Linked DNA regions of Mus musculus: regions 1, 2 and 3 are each linked to region 4. The links are chromatin loops, found by intact Hi-C in ENCODE. Cell type or tissue: heart. All regions are shown on one strand.

Region 1 (5,000 bases), 70 kb before region 4:
GCCTAGAACTCATTATGTGGACCAGGCTACCCCAAGCACACAGCGATCCACCTGCCTCTCCCTCCTGTTTGCTAGGATTAAAGGTTCACCACTACCATGCCCAGACTACTTTTGTTTTCATTTTAGTGTCAGTTTCCATTTTAAGGCTACAGGAATGCTTTGTGCTAAAGCCCGTCATAGTGGCACATTGCTGTAATCCTGTACCTGGCAAGTAGCAGCGGGGGATTTTGAGTTCAAAACCAGCCTAGACTGCATAGCAAGATGAAACCAACAAACCAACCAACCAACCAAAGAAACAAACAAAATATTATTTGTTCACTACAAGTGTTAAAGGGGCAGGCTCTTACAATTTAACTTTAGTTCATTCACAGATTTTGGGGTGCTTATGGTTATATTAATATATGTTTACAGCAATGTAAATAAGTTGATGTATGGCTATTTTATCAATCAAGTGTTTTTGAGTAGCAAACATAGTTATGCGACTATACGTAAAACTACATATTTAAGTATAAACATCCATTCCTTCCTTCCTTCCCCAGGTAGAGAGTTCTCTGTAAGTGCTTCTAGCTTCCATCAGGGACTCATGGTGGCCATCACCCAGAAAAAAAAGTCATTCATTTTTCAGTTTTTAAGACAAGGTCTCAGCTCAAACTGGCCTTGATCTCATGGCAACCCTGTTCCTTCCAAGTCATGTAATTATAGCATGAGCCACCAGGCCTGGCAGTTCTTCTGAGCCCATAAATACATCTATGGAGGTGTTTCCACTCTGTGCAGGCTGACTACTTGGAAAGAAACCTTTGAAAGCCTCGGTAATTGTTCCACAACAAGATCAGCCGCAGATGGAATCTTTCAAGCTAGTTTCTAACGTGGTTTCCAAGTCTCTACCCCTGTCACACTTGTGCCAAGTCTTGCTGTTTGCTGGACAGAATGACATCACACAACTGCAAACAAGGGTGAATAAAGGCCTAACCCTCTCCCCACTACATCCCTTCCTCCTTTCCTCCCTTTAGCATTGAGAGCCTCTGCTGATTGCACAGGAGCTCAGTGTCCAAATTCTGAAACGAGCCCTTCCTCCTCTCATCAACACTCTGGTGGTTCCCACATTTTGAATTTAGGAAGAATAACATGGCTTCCAGTGGGACGAATCTCAGACCCTGGACATGTCAGCTTTGGAAGTGAACATTAGGAAAAGAGAGTGAGAGGTGACTGTCTAACTAATCATCAGAAATCTCCTTTTTGGTTAGCTTTCTGCAGTATCGCTCTCTTCCTCTCCCTTGCTGATTATTAATGATTTTTCTGTATCTTTTTCTCTCTTATTCCCTTTGGAGTTCAGTCCTCCCTGGTGCCTTAATTTAGTTAATGTTCTAATTAGTGCAAATTCCACTCCAGCAGATTCCCTGAGCTTTTACATCAGTGCTTTTTCCATATGATGAACTCCATTAACAAGACTCTGAATGTTCAAGACAAAGGAAGCAGTAATTTAATGCAATGGGTGCTACCTCATTTGCCCCGTCTTTCTGGTTCAGCTTTCTTGGCTACCATGGAGCCTCCTCAGCAGGTAATTTCATCAGTTAAGAATTGGGGCGCTGACACGAGGCTGATGCCTAGATAGACTCATCTTCTAGAAAGTTCCACATATCATCACTGTACATTAAAAAAAAAAAAAAAGACTTTTATACCAGGGAAAATATCACCCCTTAGGGGAAACAGTAATGCCAATTTCCCAGTAGTGATTTGATTTGTCCTGATGTTCTTTTTCTCAAATCTTCCAAATGTAACTAGACATGATCAGCCGTGTAGTACATAATCTAGACTATGGAATGAAAAGGCTAAGTGAACCACACAGACTATTTGACTTGACTATTTGGTTTTCTAGGCAGGGCTTCTTTATGTAGCCCTGGCTCTCTTGGAACTCACTCTGTAGACCAGGCTGTCCTCAAACTCAGAGATCTACCTGTCTCTGAGTCCTAAGTACTGGGACTAAAAGTGTCCACTGCCTGATATCTGTCCTGACACTTTTAAGTAGTGGTTTAAGCATTTTTAAGCCTTGATTGTACATTGAAGCCAGGTAGAGGGCTTCCAAACACTTGATATTTGGGTCTTCCCACCATAGATCCTAATGTTACAGGTGTGGGGTTCAACACAGGCAGTGGGAGACTTTATGAAGCTAATATAACTGTAGTAGGTTGGAGACCACCACTCTAAACATGGGCAGAATGGATCATCAGCCTCTGTGAACAGCATCATAATACTGTCAGGAGACAGTAGAGGGCAGAATTGACTTAAATTTATGTAGAGATAAATTGTCCTTGATAGGACACAGCAACTAATAATAAAGTAATTGTAATATTTATTATGTTGTGTGGTTGTCTTTTTGTAACAAATCTTTCTTTTATGACTAGAGCCAAGTTACTTTCTATATACAAGAATTTACTGGGGCCTCTTGGTGGCAGCTGATGCTCATCAATATATGTTATATATTGTATCACAGTTCTGAGAACGAAGGGCAACAGTTAATGATTAGGCAGGAATAGCAGGGGCAAAGCAGGATTGCCTGAGGCAAAGGGGATACTGTAACAAGGCTTTGCAAAGTAAACTGGAGTAAACAAATGAAAGCAACCTTACATAGTAATAGTTGACTATTAGACTCCCCAGTATTATTTCTGTGTGTGCCCATTTATCATCATTCACCATCATGGCATACACTATGAGCCACAGAGAGGAAACTTGAGACGTTTGTTTGTTTGTTTGTTTGTTTGTTTTTTGTTTTTTTGTTTTTTTGTTTTTGAGACAAAGTTTCTCATTGTAGCCCTGGCTGTCCTGAAACTCACTCTGTAGATCAGGCTGACCTCAAACTCCTCTGCCTGCCTCTGCCTCCCAAGTGCTGGGATTAAAGGCGTGTGCCATCACTGCCCCACGTTGGGACAGATTTTTAAGTGTTAGACATTGCACACGGCAGTTGAGAAAGCTGGTTCAGGATTTCTCTCGTAAGTAAAAAGTAAGATTTTTTTTAAACATCCTTCAGAGAGCAGGATGAGGCACACAGACAGTAAATCAGTAAAGATACTGTTTCTACTGCCTTTGACTTACATGGACTCTCTGTGTCCTGCTGTGAGTAGTACTTAGTACACAGGGCCAGCTGGCTTCCTGAGTTGCTGAGTCTGGCTCTTGGCAATTCTCCTTGGAGGCAAAGATTCTTCTCTAACTCTTGTGTAGTTACTCTGTGGAGCTGATGATCCCCAAAATGAACATACAGAAGGCCTGGTGCACTGGTGAACAGCAAACACTGTAGAACAAACAATTGAAGTCAGACACAAAGTGTCCCTCACAGCCCATCAGAAGCTTAGCCACAGACCTTTCATCCCTCAGAGATTTTTCTACAGGGTATTACAAGCACGTGTCACACTCTTTGAATGACAGCTACAGGAGTGGCTATATTTAACTAAGTCCCTGACACAATTTGTGTGTGCGCGTGTGGGGAGTGGTTATTCACCAATTTATTTTACTTTGGGTAAAAATTCTTTCACTATTTTGTATGTAGAAAGCTTGTTATTCCTTTGTTGACGTTTCGTATGTGAATTTCAGATTGGCTTAATCTACCTAGCCTCCAATAATTAGTTCTGCACGTTCATTCTTACTTGAGTGATAAGTGTAATTATCAAGATTGATTGGAGCGGAAGTGGTGGTGAACACATGTCTATAATTCTAGCACTTGGGAATTGGAAGCAGAAGGATTAGGAATTGTCTTCCTTAGGGTTTCTATTGCTGTAATTAAATACTATGACCAAAGCAACTTGGGGAGGAAAGGGTTTATTTGGCTTACACTTCCACAGCATCATCAAAAGTAAGTCAGGACAGGAATTCAAGCAGGGCAGGAACCTGCAGGCAGGAGCTGATGCGGAGGCTACGGAGCAGTGCTATTTACTGGCTTACTCCCTGTGGCTTGCTCAGCCTGCTTTCCTACAGAACCCAGGACCACCAGCTTGGGGTGGCACCCACAATGGGTTGGGTCCTCACCCATCAATCACTAATTAAGAAAATGCCTTAAAGGCTTGTCTACAGCCTAATTTTATGAAGGCATTTTGTCGGTTGAGGTTCTTCCCTTTCCAGTGACTCTAGCTGTGTCAAGTTGACATAAAATTAGCCAGCACAGGAGTTCAAGATCAGCCTTTACTACATGGTGAGTTTGAGGCTAGCCTGGACTAATTAAGAGTGTCTCAGAAAACAAAACCAACAAATAAACTAAGAAAAATTGCCAAGTAACTTTTGGAAACGTAAACAATTAAAGCATGGTAGTGAAGAAAACAAAGTTATAAAGATCATCCTGTCTTTACGGAGTTAGGACTGTGTCTTTCTATAGCCTCAGACTGGCTTTTGGGCCAGTCTCATAGCTTGACAGCTCATAGTGCAAGAGGAAGACAAGAGGTGAGGAGCAGACATGGGTCAAGCCACTCCCATCTCCCACATGATTGGTGATATCCCCAGTTGGAAAAATAGATAGGCTCTGCAGCTTTGTGTAACAGAAAAGAGGTTTTTACCTTTGTTTAAAAAACAAAACAAGGGCTGGTGAGATGGCTCAGTGGGTAAGAGCACCCGACTGCTCTTCTGAAGATCCAGAGTTCAAATCCCAGCAACCACATGGTGGCTCACAACCATCAGTAACGAGGTTTGACTCCCTCTTCTGGAGTGTCTGAAGACAGCTACAATGTACTTACATATAATAAATAAATAAATCTTTAAAACAAAACAAAACAAAAAACTATCTGAGTTATTGAGGAAAATACTCAGACATTTCTTTTGCAAGTTCACCAATACTTTGTTCTTGCCTAGCTTTCTGGCAAAACTTGTTTCCAAGAAAACATCTAACATATTTTGCTTAGTTTTTACTATATTTTCCCCAAATTGGAAATATCTGTTGATTTTTACAAAATAGTCTATGCCTATAAAACAAACACTATAGGAAAAGAAGAAGGAAATAAGAATTACTCTAAACCTATCAT
Region 2 (5,000 bases), 59 kb before region 4:
TCAAGATGGGCAGGGACAGTCCTTTGACCAATGAAGATGAAGGTCCATCTTTATCTCCTGTAGAGAATTCTCAACGATACTTTATAGATACTGTACAGTTTTCTAAGAAGGCCCCTGAAGACGCTCTGTCTCAACAATGACCTTGATAGTGAACCTTTCTATCAGTGTCCCCCCTCCCTCCCCCACACTGTCCCGAATTTCTCATTCCTGTGCTTGTGCAATGCCCTTTCTCTCTGCACTTCTAAACTTCCTCTCTCACTGGGCTCTGATTTATCATGTCACTGTAACTCTATTAGCTGGGAAGCATTTGGGGATGTTGTCAGGATAACAGGATCTGCAGCAAATGAGGTTGTATTGAATTATTTATCGTTCAGCTAAAGTCGAGATAGCCACAGCAGAAGAGCTGGTTTGTAAAATCTTGGACTAATCTGTCTGTTGCTTTGGAGCGTTTGTCGTCGTCATATTCATTTTTTTCTTGTGGTTGAAAATTATAAATTTGAACGCTCCAAAGGAAAATATGTGTGCAACCATTCAGTTCAGAGCCTCAAGCCTATAGCTAAGAATTATCTGTTTCCTCTAATATATAATTACGTAGCTGCAAAGCTGCAATTCTGGGATTCATGAATTTATTTAATAAGTTTATTCACACACGGTTTAAAACACATAAATACATAATTCCAACCCTCCCTTTTTCTTTCAAAAATAGATCAAGGATTTCTACTTGTGATATCTAAGTCTCAGCTTTTGAAGTTGGCCTGTTTTTTGTTTTTGCCAGGAATTAGTTCCTAAAAAGATGATTTTGAACTCAACAACAAGCAAAGCAAATGGTTTGGGGTGGTGCTGGAGGATATTGGGGAGTCCCAGGGCCTTTGGAGTGCTAAATGTGTGCTTTGCTTAAGATCTACAGCTCTTGCTCACTACAGAGAATTGCTAGATGGTCTGAGTGGGGGAAGGAGGTGGGAGGTCGCTGTTAACCTCTAGGATAGCCCAGGCCGGTGTGTCATTTTCCTTGTAATACTGATGCCATTTGGGAAATTAGTATGTAATAAGAACTCAGGCAAAAGGGGAGGGAAGAGTTCTATGGCTTTTTAATACCTGTGGATTTTGTCCCAATTAGCATTTTTACTGTCCAAATACCTACTCTCAAAAGAAGTGTGACGGCAGCAGGCAGTGAAATATCTTTTGCGTACCTTTAATACCCAATACTAAGCTTGAACATCTGGCAACTCAACACACTTTGCTCATGAATCCTAGAAAACAGCGTAATTATACACTCAAGCAAACAAGTCAAGAGAAAGGCTGTTTCCTGTTAAGAATTCCGGGGAGCATCAAAGTTAAAGCTCCCTTCTGCATCTATGCTCTTTTTAATCGCCACTGGTGTCTCCATTACACTTGCGATTACCCGGGTTGATAGTCTGTGAGAGACCATCCCAGGCACAGCGTATGGAGGGCCGCCCCTCCCCCCCCCCCATAAAAATAAAACAAGGAAAGGTACAGCAAGGCACGCAACCAACATTACAGAGCGATGACCTTGTATTGTTAAAAAGTCAAGGAAATAGCCTGCCTTGCAAGCCGCCCGTGTTCGTCCGTGTGTCACCCTCCCTAGTCGCAGATGTACTTGACACCCTTGGTTCTAGCATCTCCTCTGGCCTGCTGTACACCACCCTACCAAAGCTTGCAGTGAGAAAGCAGGGTCTTGCCCGGAGACCCGGGCTCACAGGATGGTGCAGGTGGGCTGGTATGCTGGCTTGCCTGTTGATTATGGACCCTGCAATATGCAACTGTAGGCTGAGCGCCACCAACCAGCACAGCCGGGTTCTCCGGGACAGTACCTTGCTTACAAGCAGGAGCCGCGGCCTCCAGCCCGCAGGCTGGGGGCGGGGGCCTCGGCCCAGTGCCCACCCCCTGTGCTCCCAGCGTCTGCTCCTACTACCAGCCGGTTGTAGCCGGCCGGGAGCGCGCTTTCTAACGTAACCCGCCCGCGGGAACAATCTGTCCCTTCCAGCCTATCTCCGGAGGGGCATTACAGCCGGGGCGCCCTCCTCACCCACCCTATGGCCTAAACGGGTCTTTAGATGTTTTTTCAAAACCAGATCGTAGTCTGCAGGGACGCTAGGCGGGAAAGGCTGGGAGGACTCCTTTTCGCCGCCAGCTTGCGGCTCCGGGCACACAAATTAGGCCGGAGCAGCAGAGTCGAGTCCTCTTCCCGTGGCAAGGGGCTCTGTGTGTGCGGGATCAGGGGAGGTGAGAGAGGACCCTGGCGTCCCAGGTCCCAGCGGCGGCGGCGCTAGCGGCTAGGCAGGTGCCCCCGGGCGCGCAGTCTGATTGGCAGGTGCAGGAGTGGGTGGGGAAGGCGGGCCTGGCGCTGCGGGAGGCTGCAGCCCCGCCTCCCCGCCCCCGCCGCGGGACTATCTGGTCCCGGCAGCAGCGATGTCCCCCGGCAGGAATGTCCCTCCTCAGATAATGTTATTTATATCTCTGGGCGGGTCCGCGGCTCCGCTGCACCAGGCGCCCGGCGGCCACTGTGCCAGGAGCCCCGTGCTGCCCTCCTCCCCCTGCGCCGCCGCCCCCGGGCTCGGGGTAGCCGCCGCTTCAGCCCCAGCGCAGGTGAGTCCCCGAGGGCCGCGCGACGGGAGGGAGCTGGGTGCCCCGGAGCCAGCGCCGGGGAGTGCGGGGCCCAGGGGGCGGGTGACGCGACAGCCCGGTGGGGGCCTGGCCCCGGGTGCCTAGCACGGGGCGGGAGGGGTGAGGAGCCCAGGAGGCCCTGGCGGCTGCGGCAGTCGTCACCCCGGGACGCGGGAACCCGCGTGGGTTTCGCAGGCGCTGGGCGAGCAGGGCGCTAGCTTTGGGAAGCCAGCTAGTAGAGTGTCGCCGTGGGGCACGGGGAGTGGGTTTGGGGGGTTTGTGCTCTTGGCCGCCTCCCCCAGGACCCTCGCCTGGGAGCAAAGTTGGGGGGGGGGGCTGCCTGTCGTCGGTCTAAGGACTGTCCGCGTCTGTGCCTCCTGCTGCCTGGTTTCTCAAACCCCCGGGCGTGTCGGATCCTCTTCTGGAACTTGGCTAGCGCGCTCCAGGGCTGCCCAGTGCCAAGGCTGGGAGGACAGTTCAGGGCAGCAGAGGGGGCCGGGCCTCAGGATGTCAGGCAGGACGTGCAGAGTGGCCCAGTGTAGACTGAGAAGGGAGAGATCAAGTGTCCCAGGACTATACTTCAAGGACCCCCACCTTTTCCCTTTGAGTTCCTTATCTCCAAGCTACTGCCCACTCTACGGTTACCCTTCGTGCCAGTTCCAGCAACTTGGCCCCGGAGAAATAGCAGAAAATGGAAGAAACAAGAGCTCTAACACAATCCTCAAGTCCCACCAACTTACCCAGACTTCCCAAAGGGGAAATAGCTACGAGGCTTGAGTACAGTTTCCGTGACAACAAGCCTTAGGTAGGGCCTTGATTTATAGTCTATTAATATCCAAACCACTGTTTTCAGTGAGCAATTAGAGGTGCTACAGTTAATAACACCCTTAACTCACTGAAGGGATATGGAAAGAAGCCATTGTTTTAGATGCATCCGGCAGGGTGGGATGGGATTATATAGTGATGGTCTCTTTTTTACTAAGAACTTCAGTGGGGAGAGGATACGGCTGTCACCTCCACGCTAGGAGGCAGCCACACAAAACCCCTGCCTGTGCAATGGATGTATATAGTTCAGTTTCCAAGGGAGGTGATTCAGATAGCTCCTGAATGAGAGGAGCCTTCAGGGAAGAAAAAAAAATCGAGGCACATTTAAGCTGTTCTCTTAGGCTATCCTTAGCGTCACGGATCGCTCAGAATTTTAATCTAGAATTCTCTTTTCACTGCTCTATGACTACGACCCAGGGTAGTCATCTCCTATTCCAGGATCAGACTTCATATGCTTTTCCAATGAGCCCTGATTTCCAGAATGTTATGGGAAACTCTTACAAGTGTAGACTGTTTGTTCACTATGTACTGAATGCCCAGCACCCACAGAGGCTTGGGGACTAGCTAACAAAAGGAACAGTAAACTTAGAACAGAGAAGAGCCCACCAATCTCCAGATGAGGCCAATCGTTTATACAAAGTGTTATCACATTCCAGTGTTGAGTAAAGCACAGTTGAAAGGAGAGGGACCCTTTTGCTGGTGCACCTCCCTTTATCAGTGGCCCAGTGGTAGTGGCTGGGGATGAGCCAGTCCAGTTAATCTTGAGTTCTCTGAAGACATAGAGTCCACTCAAGGAATTGAAAGCACCCAAAAACTCCCAGGCATTCAGGCTGGGCCTTGCTGCGCAGGCATGTTGAGTTCTCCCCAGTGACTTGCCCAGGGGAGAGCTGGGATACCGCTTTTTGCTCTGGTCATTGCTTTGTGTAGGTGTTCTGAAGGTGTCCGGTGGAACCAACACACCTGTTGGATTGTTCGCTTGGGGCTGAAGGCGTAATAGGGGGCTGACTCCCACCTGCCATCACGCTTGACAAAATGAATGTGGCTATTTTATGGAAACTAGGTGTGAGCGAAAGCTTTGAACTAATGTCAGTGTCTGTCACAATTTTGGAAAATAGTAGGTTTTTGATGAATAAAAAGAATAATAGCTTTCATTTAGTCTATCTTTTATGTACTTGTGGCTGACTGGTAGTGGATTCTCAGATAGTCTTTGTTGACTGAATGAGAGAATGAGTGATCAAGGTTGCCTTATATGGCACTTAATTATCAACTCTGCAAGGTCACTCATATTATCCCATTTTAAAAAGCAAAGAGAGCGCGGCTGGTGAGATGGCTCAGTGGGTAAGGGTGTTTGTTGTTCGAGCCTTGTGATGCGCTCCACAAAGTTGTCTTTTGACCTCCACAAGTGTCCCAGTACTCATGCACACACGTACACCACAATAATTCATTTTTTAAAGTAAATTTTCAGGGAATTAAATAACTTGTTCATCCCACACAGCTGATGAGAGATGCAGTGAGGCCAGGATTCCTTGGTCTGTTGTCCTTTTAAGATT
Region 3 (5,000 bases), 150 kb before region 4:
CTCCTGAGGATTGGCAGCTCCTCCTCTCAGCACAGGACCCACAGGAAAACAAACAGTGAAGACTTCTCTTTTGGTTTATTTATTTATTTATTTATTTATTTATTTATTTTGGTCCGTGTGATAAAATGTCAGACTAAAGTGACTTAAGGAAGGTGGAGTTTACTTTAGCCCACAGTCTGAGGGCCATGGCAGAAGCTTGAGGGAGCTATCACATTGCATCTGCAGTGAGGAAGGAAACAGGAGGAACTAAATGCTCCAGCCCTGCTTGCCTTCTCGCTTTTACTCAGCTTAGGACCCCCATATCTTGAAATAGCACCCCCCACACATTTAGGGTGAATCTTCCCACCTCAGTTGATACAATCTAGAGACTCCCTCTCAGTCCAAAAAGCTTGTGATTCCAGATTCCTGTTCAGTTGATAATATTAACCACTTCCATGAGGGGTTAACATGCTAACAAACAACTCTCCCCTCACACACTCATTCCCCCCACCCCAATCGGTACAGGGGTGGGGGCATGCATTCCAGCATTAAGCAAGCCCTTGTTTGAAACTCTGATCCACACTGTGCTAACCTCAGGCAGGTTATTTGCATCTGAGCCCTTCCTTCCTACTGTCCCCTGTAAGGGGAGGGACCATGTGTCTCTGCTGCTGTGTCCACCTTGAGACTGAGACCTGTGCAGGGCACAGTGGAAAATTTCACGGATGTTCAGGGGTTGAGGCAATAAAACTCTCCTATGAATACTTTGAACAAGGAGCACTCCTGACCAGGCTATGAGTGTGAGCTAGGTTTATTATATGGGGAATTCCCTCTTCCTTCTTGGACGAAGGTACCAGTCTTTGAAACAAGAATGTCTTGATTCTTGCTTGCCTCCTATATCAAGTTCTGAGGAGAAGCCAATTCCTTGTAACTATTTGTCCAAGGAGGGAGGAAGTAGGCTGCTGCCTCCCACCAGGGCCAGGTGTCCCTCTCCTTTCATCCTCTTCCTCTTCATCATCCTTTCTCTTGACACAGCGAAGAATGCCATTTGGAAAAGTACAGCCGCGTAGATATGAATCAGCTCAGGCAGGCATGATTCATGCCTGACCGGCTTGATTTAGTTTGGGTCTTCCATTCCGAAGCTTCTTGTCCCTTCTGATTAAAAGATGATTGTTCTTGGTGGTGGGAGGGGAGAGGCTGACTTTAATGTCTCTTTTGGTGGAAACCTGGGGACAGGAGAGATAAGAGACCATGCTTTCCTGCTTGGCAAAGCCCAGATGTGGAGGGAGAATGCCGACGGGGTTGGGAACGCTGGCATCCTTGGGACCTTCTGGACTGGATGTTCAGCTGCTGATGGATAGCACACAGTACCTTTCCCATGTTCCCCAGCTCAAGACCGTGGATTGTGATGCCCTGTGAGTAGCTCTTGAATCCCTGGGCACAGTGCCTGGGCACAGTTGGGGCTGGGAAAGGCATGGTGATTCAGGCATCTCTCCTGACCCTGCCAGATGGCGCTCACTTCCCTTGTTGTAGATTTCCTCAAATGTTTCTCCTCTGGGTTCTTGGTTCTGGTAGGACTGGCAGTTTAGGGCTTCAGGGCCTAGGACAGAGGAAGCAGAGAACTCTGGGTTTTCTGTACCTTCCTGCTTTCCCTATCAGTTGATGGTCTTGGTGCACCTGCTGCATGCCTGGCACTGCACTCAGTCAGTGATAGCTGCAGCAGAGTGTGCAGGCCAGCACTGTCTCTCTCAGGGGCTTCTTAGCAACCAGATCAGAATTTGTAATGTTCCCACTTTTTCTTCCCTCTCTCTGTAGCTCTGGCTGTCCTGGAACTCACTCTGTAGACCAGGCTGGCCTCGAACTCAAAAATCTGCCCGCCTTTGCCTCCCCAGTGCTGGGATTAAAGGCGTGCGCCACCACCGCCTTGGCTGTTTTGACTGTTCCCACTTTTTACTGTCAAGGAAATGGAAGCTTGGGAAGTGAAATGGACACTCCCCATCCAAAGCTCTAAGTGCCTCTTTAGGATCTGTTTAGAGTTTAAATGTTAGTGAAGGAGCTTGCTTCTGGTCACCTCTTTGTCACATTTGACCAAAGCGGAGTCCCTTCCATGCTTTTTGAGTGTCCCAGCCTTCTTTGAGGGAGCCCTTCCTGACTTGCTTGCTTTCTCCAGGTGTTGACTTTAAGATGAAGACTATCGAAGTAGACGGCATCAAAGTGAGAATACAGATTTGGTGAGTCGAGCCAAGGAGGAGGAGGGTAATGGAGGGAGGGCTCTGAGCTGCCCCTGAGTACCCCTGTCATTTGTAAACCTGTGCTCCATCCGAGATAACTGGGTACCTCTATGAAGAGCGAGATCAGACACCCCCATCTGTTCTGTGAACCTTAATCTCAACAAACCATGGGAGTGAGGAGAGCTCACTAAAGGGAGGGAAGTCGGAGGAATTGGTAGAATAGCGTTGTGGGCTCATCTCAGAATTAGTGGTACTCTGTACCACTGCGCTTAAGACAGGGAGGCTGAGAGTACCACTCTCTGGTTTAGCTTGGGACTGGTTTTTGAGATTGCCTCAGTACTAACCACATGGTGCAATTTCCACTATTGGTCACCAGGGGCTGCTGTGTCTCTGTGTCTCTCTGGCCTAAAGGTCTTGGAAGCCCTTACCACTCACTTAATATGGAGACACCTCCCAATCCTAGAATACTGTGGGAAATTGCCTTTCGAGATGTCCTGGTCACTGGGTGTGTGACAGATCCTCCCATCTGCTCAATCACGGCCACAGTGGCTGAGTTCTGGAGAGCTGTCTAAAGCTCTGTCAGGTTGTAGGTCCTAAGAAGAGTGCCTGGGGCCCTGCCCGTGCCGATGCCAAGGACCAGGCCTCCCCTGGAAGATTAGGGTGTGTTTGGATACTCTTGGGGATTAGAGCACTACTAAGTGTTCACCCTGAAACTCTGCAGTATTTCCTCTTAGGGTACAGAGACTCCCTAGCTCCTGCTTCTCATCTTCTATCCCTATGGCCTCTTCTCTGAGAGACTGGCTTTTTCTTGCAGGGACACAGCAGGGCAGGAGAGGTACCAGACTATCACAAAGCAGTACTATCGGCGAGCCCAGGTGAGCCACCACTTCAGGGTCAGACCCGGGAGACTGCTACTCACACTTTCAGCACTGGGTGTTCGAGATGCCTGAGTCACTGACCTCTGAGTTGGAGTCCTCAGATTGCCTGCTGGGGAGCCTCGTTCTTTCCCACTAGTCGTTTGTTCTGCAACCATTCACAGACCGCTTAGCGTACCTTCTTCACTCTCACACACAGCCTCTGCTCTGCCTCCTCTACCTCATGCCACAGAGCCTGGTCAAATCAGGCACTGCCCTCCTAGCTGGGAGCAGCTGAGGGAAAGCAAGCATGGCTGAGGCATCCTCACTGTAGGCCGGGAGAAGGGGGTGGGCCGGACATACAAGGACACCAGTCTACATGACTGTACCTTCTTCTATGTATGTCTCCCATCTGTGTGTCTCTCTCCCCCTCTCTTTCTCAGGGAATATTTTTAGTCTACGACATTAGCAGTGAGCGCTCCTATCAGCATATCATGAAGTGGGTCAGTGACGTGGATGAGGTAGGAGACGCCGCCTCTCTGATGGGATGGAGGAAGGGTGCTTAGGGAAAAAGAAAACAAGGGCCATGGGACAAAAGCAAGCTCTAAGGGTCTGTCAAACAATCTTGCCTTTTCTGACTTGACATAGAGACCTTTGGGCAAGTTGGGCTGGAAAAGCCAACACTTCCATACCCGTATTCGGTATACCCCGCAAGGCTTTGTAGCCGTGTCTTTCCTGGAGAGGCGTTAGTCCCAGGACTACCTCATGGGCAGCTCCCTTCCCAAACCCTTGGGGCCAGGTGGAATTGCAAGTCTGGGCTTCTAGATCTGCTTGTGCACCTGGTGCATCCTTGGCAAAGCCATGTTGACTCCTTGGGTCCCCAAGCCCTTATCTGTCAAATAAAGGCTAAATGAAGCCCAGTGTAGTTCAGACACCATTCCTTCAGCCCAAAGAGGCTTCTGTTGTGGTATCTTCTACCCTAAGATGTCCCTGTGACACTCAGGGGGTCAGCCATGGTATTGTGGTCCCCATGACTCACAATGGAAGCTGAGCACTCAGTACCAAGCCCTTCATACGATGGGTTTCCCCAGTCTTTTTTTTTTTGTTTTGTTTTGTTTTGTTTTTAAGACAAGGTGTCTCTGTGTAGCCCTGGCTGTCCTGGAACTCACTCTGTAGACCAGGCTGGCCTCAAACTCAGAAATCCGCCTGCTTCTGCCTCCCAAGCACTGGGATAAAAGGTGTGCGCTACCACTGCCCAGTTGGTTTTCCCTATTCTTGAATACCTGTGACAAAAATATATAAATTAGACATGGTAAAAAAAAAAAACAACAACAATAATAGCAAGATTGCACCGTGCTACAATAAAGGTTACTTATGAATTGTTTGTTTCTGGAATATTGCACTTAATATTTTTTAGATCAAGGCTGACTGGTGGTAATTGAAATTGTGGAAAACAAAACTGCAGATAAAGGAGATAGGGGCTCCTGTACAATGGGAGCCTGTTCTGTCTCGCGGTCTTGAACGCGGTGGTGGAGGCCGGTGGAGCCGATCTGGGATCTGGAAATGAAGAAGGGCCCTCAATTAGGCTCACCTCTGTTTGTCCCTAGTACGCTCCAGAAGGAGTCCAGAAGATCCTAATTGGGAATAAGGCTGATGAAGAGCAGAAACGGCAGGTGGGGAGAGAGCAGGGGCAGCAGGTAGGTGAAGTCCCACCCTTCAGGGTTTCTATGGCACTAGCAGGGCCTGTGCTGAGAGTAGGGACCCAAGAGTGCACGCACAATGCAAGGCTGGGGAGTGAGAGAGAAAGCTTGCTTTCTGGTCCTCAGGGGTGCTCATGGGGGAAAGTAAGCGCTCTCAGGCAAGGTGCGCAGCGCCCTAAACAGGGTGGTGCTGCTGTGCTCAGAAGACCTCCTCTGTGACAATGAGGAAGGAGCTGCTG
Region 4 (5,000 bases):
TTACCACTTAGAACACAGGATGTCAGCGCCATCTTGCAACGGCGAATGTGAGGGCGGCTCCCCACAGCTCCGTAGGGCTTGTCCTGCAATGTCACCTGGAGACAAGGAAGGGATAAGGATGACTCTGGAGATGTGACAAAGGAGACCCGCCTACTCTTTGATAAGAGGTTTGGTAGCTTAAGATCTTTGGGGTGAAATGGGAGTTGTATGCTCAAGCACTACCCATAAGACACCCTCTCTCCTTTTGCTGACAGGGCCATAAGGTCCAAGTTTAGGCTTGTATGGGGGCCTCCATGAGTCATGGAAGTTCACTCTGCATGCATCAGTGACTGACATCATTGAAGCTTTGACCACATCACCCCATTTCTAAGTTCCCCTCAGATGACAACTTGAATGCCATTTCTGTGGCTCCTGGTTTGATCGGATGTTTTCCCGTGAGACCCCATCATATGCTATTCTCTTTAGCTATAGTGGTTCTTCTGGCCAGGCCTTTGAAGGGTCCTGGTGATGGTAATAGGAGGGACCTGGGTGACACCGAGAAAGCACTGGGTTGAATTTGGTTTCAGGCTCATTGCCTTGGCCTGGGGTGGGGGGTGTTGTTCATTTCTGGAATCACCATAGGTAATCCGCCCTCTCTGAGACCATCTTTGCCTCAGCATGTGGACACACCTCACCCACCAACCCTTGACTCTGGCAAAATTGCCACCTGGGCAGGGGCTAGGGAAGGTGTCAGGAGGAAGAGACCCCATTCTCATTTCTTCTGTGGTATCTATCCCCAGGGACTTGGTCCTTCTGTTATCAAGCAAGCAAACAAGCAAACAAACATACTAGACTCATTTGTTCAGATACACAAATGTATTTCCCCACATTCCTGGCAGGGCCACTGTCTGGCTGCTGTCCTTTGTGAGCTGCGGTCTCAGGAAGGATGGTGTTTTTAAGCAGGATGAATTGCTGTTGTGTCCCTGATCTCCTGCACCCAGGGCCATCAATCTTGTCTTGCACGCTGGTTCTGCTGGTCTGCCTACTTGGGCTCATCTTTCTGGGGCAGACTTATTTACGAAGCCATAGCTAAGGTAATCTCACTCCCAGACCCGCAGCCTGGGCCTCTCTCAGCCACTCTTAAAAATAGCCTGGGATGAAGGGAGTGAGCCAGGGTCTGGTTACCTCTGGGGCTCACAGGCGATCTTACCTCACATCTGACAACTTGGCCCCTCTCAGGGGCTTCTGGATAAGCTTGTGGCTGTGCAGGTGGTGGTCAGCTTGTCAGCCTCTGTCTGACTCACACTTCCAAGTCAGTGGTCATTGCGTTCCTCCGGGGAGGCAGTAAAGGCTTGAGAAGTAGGGAAACCCTTCCCAGCTGTCTCTGCTCAGACCATCGAGAGGACAGCCCAGCCCTAGAAGCAGTTAGTCCATTACGGAGAACGGGCTGTTCAAAGGGACAACAGTAGTCTTGAGCACAGGCCTGGCATGGTGTGGGGGATACTGTGTTCAGGATAATGACTGGCTTTCCCACTTTGCACGTTCTCTTTGCCCTGAGCAGTAAATACCTTCGTTCAGCGCTAGCATCTGGGACACACTCTCCCAATGGCCCAATTCTCTCTCCCTATCCCTAAGACCATTTCGGTCAAGGGTGATAACAGGACTCTAGCATGACCTGTTGTCTAAGCCCCTACAGTAGTGGTAGACGACCTTGGGGAGGCCCCATCCTGTGTCTTTTTCTCCCTTGTGCAGTTAGAGATGATAATTTTGGCTCCTGTCTTACCTCAAAGGGATGTGGTGGGATTGATTTATCAGACTGGGAGACAAGAGTCTGAAGTGACTAAGTCTGAAGAGTAAGGTCCAAACACTGCAGTCGCGCTCAGAGTGGCAAGCAAGCATTGTGCCTCCTGCCTGTGTGAACCTCCTGGGGATGTGAGCCCACGTGTTGGCATATGTGAAAAGACGGTGTATAGTTTAGTAGTTATTCATGTTTGTTGTTTGCCCGCCTCCCTGGCCTTTCCACCCATGGTTACTCTCGTGAATGGGAAAGCTCTGGGCCCCCATTCTGAAGTACAGACTTGAACTTGGAATCTCTTAAGTTCCCAGGCACAGATGAGAGAAGGCAGTAATTTTCCCAAGGCCGTGAACATTGGTAACCAAGATGGCCGCTGCTGCCACCTCCTGTCTCTCTTTTCTCCCCAACATCTCCTATTCTCCAGTTACTCGCCGGCTCCCTGGTTCTTGCTGTTGCTTCTTATCTTCAGTGTTGATATTTCCTTTCGTTTAGATTCTTGTCCCTTTCGACCCATCCTTCCACGAGTGCCTCCAGACTTCCTTGGAAAGCATTTGCCAATCACGTGGTTCTTGGCACTCAGTCCCTAACATACCCAGTTCTCCTTTTGTCATGACGTACAGTGCCTGCTACTGCTACCCTGGCTCTCTGGGCTGCTTGGACTGGTCAGGGATTCAACAGGAGACCTTATTCCAACAACTGCTCACACTTTCAAGAAGAAAACAAAACAAAACAAAAAGAACAAGAAGAAACTTGACTTCTTCTGTTGTTAAGGGTGGAGTCTCAGGGGCAGGGCGGGCAGCCTGATAGACTCAATGTCTCCACCCCCACCCAACCCCACACTGGTTCCGTTTAAGTCAGACCCAGTCAACTGCAACTGTCATCCCCCCCCCACACCTGCCTTTGTCTCCACCCACCCCCCAGGCAGACTTCTGATCTTAGTCCCTGACTGAGGTGAGGTGTCTCTTCCTTGAGTGCCCATCCCACAATCCCCAGCCTCTGGTTCCCAGGAGAGCTGTCTCTTAAGCTGCTCCAGTGCCCAGGCAGCAGCAGGTTTGACGGAAGCTGGCTCACTGGGACTGATGTCTCCACCTGCTGGCCATCCTGACCCTGCCGCATGCAGCTCTCAGCCTGTCCCAAACACTGTCACTGTCACAGCCAATGCCGCCGTTACTCCTGCTGCAATATTTTGTAACACAGGGCCCTGAGACCCCAGGGGAAGAAACTGCCCTGACAGTGTGTGGCTTCCATAGGATCTGCTTCTGTTGGACTTCCCTCATAAGTCCCCACCGAGAAAAAGAGCAAGGGGCTTGGATGCTAACCCTTTGCCTGTGTTGCTGTCCCCTAGGGACCCTTCCATGAAGACTGAGCCAGGCACAGCTGCTAAGAAGAGCCTGCTGACATGACATCGGCCACGGAGTTTGAAAACGTGGGCAACCAGCCACCATTCAGCCGGATTAACGCCCGCTGGGATGCCCCCGATGACGAACTGGATAATGACAACAGCTCAGCCAGGCTCTTTGAGAGGTCACGGATCAAGGCCTTGGCAGGTACTGCTTGGGGCCATGGGGGTCAGAAGGTTACAGTCATAATCCTTATCAGGTCCATGTCCCTCCTGGCTATGGTGGAGCCTCTGTATGTGAGCTCTCATATGGCAGTGTTGGGAACACCTTTGCCAAGTTCCGAGAGCACCCTTTCCCCAGGGAATACAGGCTTCAGCAGCTTGTCCCAGAATCCTCAACTTCCTCCCAATTGTTCTGAGAGTCAGGGAAATGCTGGCATTGGTGGAGGGTGGTTCGGCCATCTGTCTCTGTTCCAAGTGACCTGGGACCAAAGTGAAAAATGTGAGTAAGGAGTGTCTGAGGGGCTACACAGGCACAAGTTCAAGAGGTGACCTGTGCCCTTACTACCTTGCCTATATGTACGGAGAGAGCAATTACCGTTGCTTCCTCTGTGGTCCCAATGAAGGTAGGAAATTGTAAACAGAGACCATCCTTTCCAGTCTGCCTTAGGAAGGACATTTACCGCATGAAGCCTCTCATCTTGAACTGGGGTTGGATTGGTGCTTAGCAGTGTCTTACTGATTTATTCATAGCTGGATTATGAGAACAGCTCAGCCAGGCCCTTTCAGATCAAGGCCTTGACAGGTACTGCTCAGGACCATGGGGGTCAGAAGGTTACAGTCGAACCCCCCCCCCCCCGCCCCAGATCCTTGTCCTTCCTTGCTATGGTGGAGCCTCTGTTTGTGAGCCCTAGTATGGCACAAGGCTTTTCCTCCTTTGAGAGTGTGGTTTGTGTGTGTGTGTGTGTGTGTGTGCACATGCTCATGGCAGGGAATATCTTAACATCTCTAGTAGAATGACTTCTCTGCCTGCTAGCTGAGATCTGCTTTTTTAGGACCCTTTCCCTCCTTTACTAACTGCTTCTATTGTCTCCCTGGAACTTGACTCAAGAGAACTGACCCTAAATCTTTGGCCAATAAAGAAACTTTGAGCTCTATGGGCTGTGTGTGTGAGTGGGAGGAGCTAGCCTTTACCTGACTGGACCTGAACACCAATCACTGCCTGCTGCCATCTTCTACCTTGCCAGAAAGTCTCAGGCTTTCCCATAAGCACTTTTGGCCTTGACAAAGATTCTCTGTTTTACGGCCTTGCTTAAGTTGTCTCTTCCTTTCCTCTCCACTTTATTCTCAGACACCATTGTTCCTGGGAAATCTGGAGGCAGGAGCAGGGACTTAGGCCCCTTGGGAATGGCTTCTCACTCCAAGAAGGGACTGTGGCATCTCCTCTCTTTTGTCATCATAGGACCCGATCCATGATCTGTTTCACAGCTAATGTGTACATGTGTGCATATGGGTGCACACATGCACAGACATACATATACACACACTGGAAACCTAGGTAAATTTCATTTTAGTAATTATATGTTGTATGGCCACAAAGTTTAAATCTATCCCCCCAGCTAAACATGAAAGGAAAGTGGGGGAACCGCAGAGATAAATTCAATATAGCATCAGTCTCTAAGGACTTATAATCTAATAGGGAAAAATGAACTGTGCTCACAATTAATTAGCATGAGTGGAACTGGAGAAGAACTGTGGGGAAGACACATAAATTAAATAGCAATGAGAAAGCAAAGGAGATGATACGCAGAGAGTCAGAATGTGGGGGCATTTGCCAGGAGCTGGGCGGTGAGGGCCGTATGGAGTTTGGGAAATCAGAAGTGCTCG

Evidence for each region. Hi-C counts contacts between places; a loop is a spot of excess contacts. Peaks named below come from ENCODE experiments on the same cell type or tissue, not always from the same donor. Only the 100,000 strongest peaks of a DNase experiment are listed, where the experiment ranks them.
Region 1: a loop joins it to region 4, with 4 times the contacts of the local background. A loop is called at or near these places in 19 of 42 quality-filtered maps.
Region 2: it touches region 4 in a loop (3.0-fold over the local background); 13 of 42 quality-filtered maps call a loop at or near these places.
Region 3: a loop joins it to region 4, with 5 times the contacts of the local background. A loop is called at or near these places in 10 of 42 quality-filtered maps.

Annotation. Positions count from the first base shown.
Region 1 is chr12:76,718,050-76,723,049 of GRCm38, reverse strand. No RefSeq gene overlaps it. Among named protein-coding and RNA genes, the nearest start is that of Sptb, 10 kb to the right of the region's middle. In heart, CTCF peaks have their summits at 2,071 and 2,273 (motif pointing right); no DNase peak of the experiment used is centred here.
Region 2 is chr12:76,707,542-76,712,541 of GRCm38, reverse strand. Sptb (spectrin beta, erythrocytic) reads left to right here and starts at 1,995. Exons shown (of 36, transcript NM_013675.3): 1 at 1,995-2,607. In heart, a CTCF peak has its summit at 2,236; DNase peaks (open chromatin) are centred at 1,891, 2,421 and 3,081; H3K4me3 peaks cover 3,671 bases; H3K27ac peaks cover 3,744 bases; H3K27me3 peaks cover 1,539 bases.
Region 3 is chr12:76,801,650-76,806,649 of GRCm38, reverse strand. Rab15 (RAB15, member RAS oncogene family) reads left to right here. Exons shown (of 7, transcript NM_134050.5): 2 at 2,147-2,207; 3 at 3,022-3,082; 4 at 3,505-3,582; 5 at 4,669-4,758. Among named protein-coding and RNA genes, the nearest start is that of Gpx2, 8.6 kb to the right of the region's middle. In heart, a CTCF peak has its summit at 2,578; no DNase peak of the experiment used is centred here; H3K27ac peaks cover 599 bases; H3K27me3 peaks cover 1,088 bases.
Region 4 is chr12:76,648,098-76,653,097 of GRCm38, reverse strand. It overlaps Sptb (spectrin beta, erythrocytic), which reads left to right. Exons shown (of 36, transcript NM_013675.3): 2 at 3,120-3,321. The coding sequence starts at 3,174. Among named protein-coding and RNA genes, the nearest start is that of Sptb, 60 kb to the left of the region's middle. In heart, a CTCF peak has its summit at 2,871 (motif pointing left); a DNase peak (open chromatin) is centred at 2,817; H3K27ac peaks cover 2,436 bases.